Regions from separate parts of the Homo sapiens genome. Here region 2 is linked to region 1. A link is a loop called in an ENCODE intact Hi-C map of the cell type or tissue named here. Cell type or tissue: IMR-90. All regions are shown on one strand.

Region 1 (4,000 bases):
GGCGCATACCTGTAATCCTAGCTACTCGGGAAGCTGAGGCAGGAGAATCACTTGAACCCAGGAGGCAGAGGTTGCAGTGAGCAAAGATTGCGCCACTGCATTCTAGCCTCGACTACAGAGCGAGACTCCATCTCAAAAATAAAAAATAAAAAAATTAAAAAAAAAATAAAAGGAACAATATCATGTCCTTTGCAGGGACATGGATGGAGCTGTAAGCCATTATTCTCAGCAAACTAAAGCAAGAACAAAAAACCAAATACCATTGTGTTCTCACTTCTAAGTGGGAGCTGAATGATGAGAACACATGGACTCATCGAGGGAAACACCACACAATGGGGCCTACTGGAGGGTGGGGGATGACAGCAGGGAGAGCATCAGGAAGAATAGCTAATGGATGCTGGGCTTAATACCCAGGTGATGGGATGATCTGCGCAGCAAACCACCATGGCACATGTTTACCTATGTAACAAACCTGCACATCTTGCACACGCACCCCAGAACTTGAAAGTTGGAAATTTTTAAAAAAGGGGAAAAAATTAAAATTACATTAAATAATTCTAGCCTATACGCAAAAAAAACAAGATACTTATATAATTAAAAATACATTTGCAAAAAGGCAGTGAATGGGCTGCACAATGAAATATATACATCTGAAGTTAGTGAGCCGAAAGAAAAATAAAGGCAATCTCCCAAAACAGAGAAAATTTAAAGAAATAGGAAATACGAAGGTAAGTTTAAAGACATAGAAAACAGTCCAGGTGATCCAACTATGTTCATAAAGTGTTTAAGAAAGATGTTGTAGGAACTATGCAGAAGAGGGGTCAGGGAGAAAAAGAAAGAGAGAAACAGGAAAGAAGGAAGGAAGGAAAGAATATAATAGAAATATAAACCTTGTCAATGTAAAAACAATACAATGCAATAAATAAAGTCCGTGCAAGGGAAGTGAGAAGTGGAAGTGTACTGAAACTCTCATTTTTGTGCAGAGTTAATAGATGCTATGGCTCTACAAATCAAAACATAGTCGTAAAGGAAACTACCAGAAAAAAACTAAAAATAATAATGTAACTAACACATTTAGGAAATGAAGAAGGGAAAACAGAAGTTGGTTAAATGTCTTTTGTAAGTCACCTATAAATCACTAGGTTAATGCATATGGTCTAAAGTTGATAAATCAAAAATTTAAAATTATAATGTCAATTCCAGAAATAATAAAGGGCAATGTGACTACTTCTGGGGAGTAGGACTAATTGAAGAGAAAGTACTAAGGAAGTGGTCTTTACTTCTAATTTTATACATTTCAGTATCTTTTGATTTATCCGTGCATATGTACACATGGATTATTTTCAAAAATTTTTTAAAAGTTAAGCAATGTAAGCGCCTATTAATACTGTCTTTGATGCCTCTAAAAGATTATATAACAAAGCACTTGGCGAAGTCTAGGTCCTTCCAGAATTGACTTCACCAAGTGCTAACATTAATGTGCTAGCTTTTATCAAAGATTGCTTTGAAAAACAACCATAAAGAATATTTTCTTGTTTACTGTAAAACTTGTTGAGGACATTGTTTATGCATGAGTCATCGTTCATTGTACAGGGGGGTCCTTGAGTGAATCTCTGTCAAGGTCAGTGCTAAATAAAGCTTGCTTCTGCTGGGGAAGAAAGAAAAGGGGGGTGGTGGTTCTGGTTCCTATGACCCACTTTTAAAAAGATGGATTCTAGTTTATATGGCTAGCCTTGGAGGAAAAATAAAACTGAGAGACAAGAGGACAAAAAAAGGTTAAAAAATAAAACAGTCCTTTTGTTTCTGAGACTACTTCTAAGACCTTCATTGTAGAGTATTGTTTTCTGAGTCTCAACACTGCTATGTGCAAGCTACTTTCTTCAGGACTAAAGGGCTAAAGGGGTAAATGATGAAGATTAAAAATATAGTCCTTTCCTTCAAAGATTTTAAGCATTAAGCCTAGAAGAGAAAATGAAGTAGGATACAAACAACTACAGTACAATGCAATATATAATAAATGTCATGAGATAGAAAATATTCTTAAGTTTTGAGGAGAGACTGAACATGAGTAGGGGAAAATAAGGAAAAAAATAAATATGCAAAATTTGAATTTGGCCTTGAAGTATTCCAGCTGACAGAATGTAGTAAAAATACAGGTGAGGAAAAATCACTAATCATAGTATGCCTGAAAAAATAAGCTGCTTACATGAGTAAGACTTAAGAATGAAAAGCATTTTGGGGCTACAACAATGACAGCTTGGATTGCCTAGCTAAGGAATTAGGACTATATCCCACAGGCATTAAGGAGTCACTGAATGCTAAGGACAAATTCTGAATCTAGCAATTGTACATAGTTTAAATAACAGCAGAACAAGGCAAAAGAGGTGGAGGTAAAATATCAAGATATTATAATCATCCAAATGATAATGAAGGCCCACACTTAAACAATGGCAAAGTAATGAATGAACTCAAGATACAGAAGTAGAAGAAACAACTGAAGAGACTGAAGCAACAGTCAAATAAAAGTAACTAGCAGATTTCTAGCAGCCAGGGGAAGAATAGCTTTTGGAAATTTAGAGAAGTCAGGTCTGGCAGATTGGTCATATAATGTTTTTTAAAATCTGTTCATTTATTTATTCAAGCATTTATTAAGCATAACCTATATGTCAGTTGCTAGCGACATAAAGAGGAGTAAGACCTAGTTCCTGTCTTGAAAGTAGTAGAGACATGTAACAATTACCATATTAAGTGATATATTATTCAATAACAGGAGCTGTAAAATCAGAGACTAATTTGCAAATGTATCAAAATGCTTCATGACCAATTCCCTAAATTTATTAATCAAAAATATATCTTAAGTAAAACTTTTATTAGATATAAATATATTCATATAGTCAATGAATATGATTTTCTTATCAGAATTTTAAGGATTGTCCAATTTGTCAAATGCTGTTCAGACAGACAAGCAATATTAGTATTCTTAAAACCAGAATCAGCATATGCAAAGATAGGGAGTGTGGTTCAAAGAAATGTAAATAGTTTTAATATTCCAGAGTGTAAGATAAATAGGGAGAAAAATCAGAAAAAATGGGGGTCAGATGATGAAAAGTATAAATATATTTTATTCTATAATCGATGGAAAGTAACTGAAACATTTAAGCAGGAGAATCCCTAGAATTCTCAACCTAGAATCCCTTTTCAGAAAATAGTCTGTCCCAACCTCACAAGAGGTTTCTTGAAGCCATATTGATACTAGAGAATCTCATCCCTCCACTGCCATAGTTAGCTGGATCAGGGACACATGTTCCACTGACTAAGGCCACTCAGATTTTCTCATCTAAGAATTTAGAATTGTGACATATAGCAACTCAGTCAGTCAGCTGTGGTCTATGTGCAATGAACTTGTAGTTAATGTAAATTTAGAAGTTAGGAGTGCAACTTGGAGACCACAGGCAAGGAGAGCAAAGAGAACCAGTATACAGAGACATAAAGCAGTACACATACTTAAAGAAAAGAGAACATGTAGCCCTAGAAAGAAAACATCCAGTTTCCTGTTTAGTACTCATGGGATCTGGCTATACATCTTACCCTTAAGTGATACAACCCCATAGCTTTTCAAAAAATCCAATTTCTGCTTAAGCTAATTTAAGTGGGTTTCTATTTTCTGCAACTGTTACTAAACAAGGTTTTGGCGGTTAATCAGATTCCGGTGGTTAATCTGAAGGATAAATTAATGGGAAAATAGGCTACAAATAGGTGGAACATTTAAGGTAGAAAAGGAGTTACCAAACAAAAGCAGTAGTAACAAACAGAGGCAGGTATGATGAAAGAAAAGTAACCAATATAGTGCAGGGTCCTCAAAGCTTAATTAACAATAGTTTCAGGAAGCTGGAGCAGTATCAATTGCGTCTAAAGACTAGAAGCAACAGAATGTCATGATACCTTTAAGAAAACCACTTCAACAGAATAACTGAGACAGAAGTCATATATGAGTAAGCTA
Region 2 (4,000 bases), 1.6 Mb after region 1:
CCTGACCTCATGATCTGCCCTCCTGGGCCTCTCAAAGTGGTGGGATTACAGGCGTGAGCCACTGCGCTTCTTTCAAAACAAAGCGCCATTTCCCTCAATGTTGAATCATAAAGTTGCAGTTTGTCCCCATCCCTAGTTACCATGTTTCCAAAATTGTGGGATGCCATCTCAGTTCAAGCATCACTCCTATAACTCACTTTTACTGTGGTGGAGCAGTAGGGGGCCAGCCTCATTGGTTCTGCCAGGCATACTCCTTCTGGCAGTGGGCAGGATGGTTTTAAATGCTTGTGGCTTGGTAATTTGTGGACTCATTTGCAAGGCAAATGCAAGCTATCTAAAATTAAGGTTCAGTGAAATGGGGCACTAGCTAAGGATTTCTTTTGTTTCATTTTAAAACCACACTCTTGCTTTATGAGATTGTTACCACAGATCTAGCAAGAGGCCTGATTGCTTTCATTCACTGTATAAAATCTATTCCACCCTTCCCACTGAAGCTTGGATGAAAGAGTTGTAAGGGACGGGCCTATTGAGGTCGGTGGTGGCTAGTTGCAGCCAAATGTCAGTGCCATAAGGAAAAGGGCCAGGCTGGGAAGTTGGCCTGGCCTAGGATCTGGTCTCTGTATTCGTGTTATTGGTCACAGTCCCCAAGGGGGAGGCTTTGCGCTCTGATTCCTCTTGGTGAAATGTAGGGTAGAGTGTTTGGTCAACTTCAAAGCCCAGTGCAACTTCCTCAGCTCTTTGTCAGATTCTACCCAAGTCTGATCCAATCCTAGGGGGTGGAGGCGGGGAGGGGCGGTGCAGTATTCGACTTAGTTTACTCTTGGCAAAACAGATCTTCCTGAGTCTCAGGGAGGAAAACGAGCAGCTTAGACAGATGTAAACAGGCTCTGAGGCCCTTTGGACATCAAATAACACTAACAAAACAACGTTTAGATGAGTTAAGTGTAAATCAATCAGAAACATATGGACTACATTTAACTGAAAATACACAGGGGTTTACAAATTACAGGCACAGGGGCTTGGCAAAATGCAATTCAAGTTTTGCCAAACCTAAAATGTTTGGAGAAGATTAAAAGAAAGTAGTCTGACCCCAAATTCCTTCAACCCTGCCCATCTCTGACACTGATAATATCCCACATGACCATAAACATTTAAGGGCATGGATTTTAAGAGATTTATATGCTGAATAAATTTAACTACACAACGAGCTGAGGTTCTTTTCCAGAAGAATGTTCATAGAAAGCTGAAACTGCCAAGTGACTGTATTAAAAGGGAGAAAACATCTACCTTTTGAGTTGGGCCAAAGAGATACACCTACATGTTTTCACTTGCAACAGAGTGGGATATTCTAAGCTTAGATGCCCGTGATTGCAGATTCATGGAGCACAGGCTCTGCTTTTTCCTGGTGTGGGTAGTCTTTGCACAGTGAGTGGCAGGCAGCATCTTGCACCCATTTGCCGCATATGGGGACAACGCAGAGATATATTCACTAGTGTCACTGTTGTGTTGTGACCCTCCCACATGTGGCATTTCTAGGTCAAAGAAAAGTTGTCCCAGTGGAACTAAAGCACCCAAGATCCAACTGTTTGAGTTTTGAGATTCAAAAGTGAAGTCTGACTAAGATATAAAAGATTTGGTGTATCCACCCCACTTGCCACCCAAGATGAGATGGAGTCTCCAAAGGAGAGCAGAAGGAAAGAGAGGACTCCTCAGTGGGGTCCCTGAGAAAGAGCTGCATTACTGCTGCCCCCTGGAGGATGGAGGGGAATAAGAGAACAACAAAAGAGGTTGTGGGATGGAAGAGCAAAGACACCACTGTCTGTTTCCTGGGTGCCCAGCATGGACAGGAGCAGCAGAGTAGAAAGTGATTCCGGGTGTGCCCAGATCGAGAGGCCTGTGACAGCCCCATAGAATTCCCACAGCCCTAGAGTAGTTGTGTGGGGTATGGGGCAGAGGCATAGCAGAATTCCCTACAGGCCCTCAAAAGGGGGCACAGGAGTAGTTAAGAAAGAGTCAAATCTGCACAGACCTTGCAGTGGGGGGTGAGAGAGGGCAGCCACAAACCTGTGGGTATCAGTGATCAAGGGTGGGATGGGGTGATACAGACCTGGGAGGCTGGTGTGGATGGACAACCTGGGTCAGAGGGCCCCTCTGTGCATGCATGGACACACACACACACAGGCTGTTGTGATAGTAATAAGCCACCTACAATGGAGACACAACCCCCAGCGAGAGAAAGACTATCCAGCAGTAACTGAAATTGCCAATCAGCAAGCCAAATGGGGACTTGTAACGGATTCACTAAAACAAAACATAATGTTTCTGGCACACTTCAGCTGTTGAGATTCTTGCCTTCTCCTCATGTGGATAAGGTCACAAAGTTGGTCAGGTGGTGTGACTGTTAGATTGTTTTGGGTATTCCCTGAACTCTAAGAAGCAGACAAAGCTTCACCCCACTTCATTTCACCCTAAGGAAACTTGATCTGAGTCATCAGGGATGAGCTGAGGCTGTGAGAGGAGGTGGGAGTGGGTGCAGACTTCAGTTGAAGGTGCAAAGGGGTCATCAATGGAAGTGGCAAGAGGGCAACCCACCAGGGGCAGGTGAGGGAGACAAGTGTGTTGAACCCTCAGGGGTCAGGAGGCTGTCAAAGGCAGAGCAGTGTTCCATTGCTCCTCCAACACAAACCGTTTTCTAGGATATGCTCAGGCAGGCCAGCCAGCTTACCACATCCTCTTGCTCTGGAGGGACTAAGGGAAGGGCTGGGAGGCATAGAGGAGCTCCAAGATGGTTGGTCGGCTAGAACCAGGGCTCTGCATGGAGAGGGAGCTGCTGAAGCCAGAGGAGGGGCCTAGAGACACAGTAATTTTGAGGAAGGGAGGAACTTGGAATTGTTCATACTTGTGCCATTGGCTTTGTGGGGTAACCTACAAGTGGGAAGTTAACCAGAAGAAAGCAGTCATTGTCATTAGAGGAAATTCTACGTCTTCTCCTGTGTGGCACACAGGATGATTCAAGGGCCAGCCCACAATATTTCTGTTTTCCCCTGCATCTCGCCTGTTGGTTAGAATGTGGTTCTAGACACATGGGGCCTGTAGCAATTGAATATGAATTTGCATCCATGTTTACAAAAACAATCAGAGATTTTACACGGGCCTCCTCAGCATGAAATATGCAGTGAAGCTGCAATAACCCCTGCTACCACCCACCTCCCTACTACCAGATTTGTTTTCTATGGCTGCTATAACAAATTACCAGAAATTTAGTGCCTCACAGCAAAACGAATGTATAACCTTACAGTTCTTGAGATCAGAAGTCCAAATGGGTCTCACTAGGCTGGTGTCACTTCCATCTTCAAAGCCAGTACTGAACAGGCCAGTCTTTTTCACATGGCATCACTTGACACTGATTTTTCTTCCTCTTCCATCTTTTAAGGACCTTTGTGATTACACTAGATAATCCAGGCCCACCTGGATAATCTAGGAAAATCTTCCTGTTTTAAAGTCAGGTGATTAGCAAACTTAATTCCATCTGCAACCTTAATTTCCCCTTGCCATGTAACATAGCATATGTGAAGGTTCTGGGAATTAGGAATGTGGACATCTTTGGGAGATTGTTCCAAGCACTGGCTGTTATGCATACATGCATGTACACACACACACACACACACACACACACACACACACACCCCTGAGAGACTCCCAAAGAGGAAAGTTGAACAATGAGCTCACTCATTTCTAGAAGCTCCTGCATCTGCCAAATATCGTCCCGCTTCTAAATAAGGCTGGGCTTTACTTTTTCAGATGTCAGCGGTCTACCACTTGCTTTCAATCTTACATTAAGTTAATGCTTTAGCCGGCAGGGCGCAGTGGCCCATGCCTGTAATACCAGCACTTTGGGAGGCCAAGGCAGGTGGATCACCTGAGGTCAGGAGTTCAAGACCAGGCTGGCCAACATGGCAAAACCCCGTCTCTACTAAAAAAATACAAAAACATTAGCTGG

Evidence for each region. Hi-C counts contacts between places; a loop is a spot of excess contacts. Peaks named below come from ENCODE experiments on the same cell type or tissue, not always from the same donor. Only the 100,000 strongest peaks of a DNase experiment are listed, where the experiment ranks them.
Region 2: a loop joins it to region 1, with 11 times the contacts of the local background. A loop is called at or near these places in 1 of 110 quality-filtered maps.

Annotation. Positions count from the first base shown.
Region 1 is chr1:88,695,935-88,699,934 of GRCh38, reverse strand. The region is part of intron 1 of PKN2 (protein kinase N2); the gene reads right to left. Among named protein-coding and RNA genes, the nearest start is that of PKN2-AS1, 13 kb to the right of the region's middle. In IMR-90, no CTCF peak of the experiment used is centred here; no DNase peak of the experiment used is centred here.
Region 2 is chr1:87,118,721-87,122,720 of GRCh38, reverse strand. No RefSeq gene overlaps it. Among named protein-coding and RNA genes, the nearest start is that of LINC01140, 9.0 kb to the left of the region's middle. In IMR-90, a CTCF peak has its summit at 1,767 (motif pointing left); no DNase peak of the experiment used is centred here; H3K27ac peaks cover 439 bases.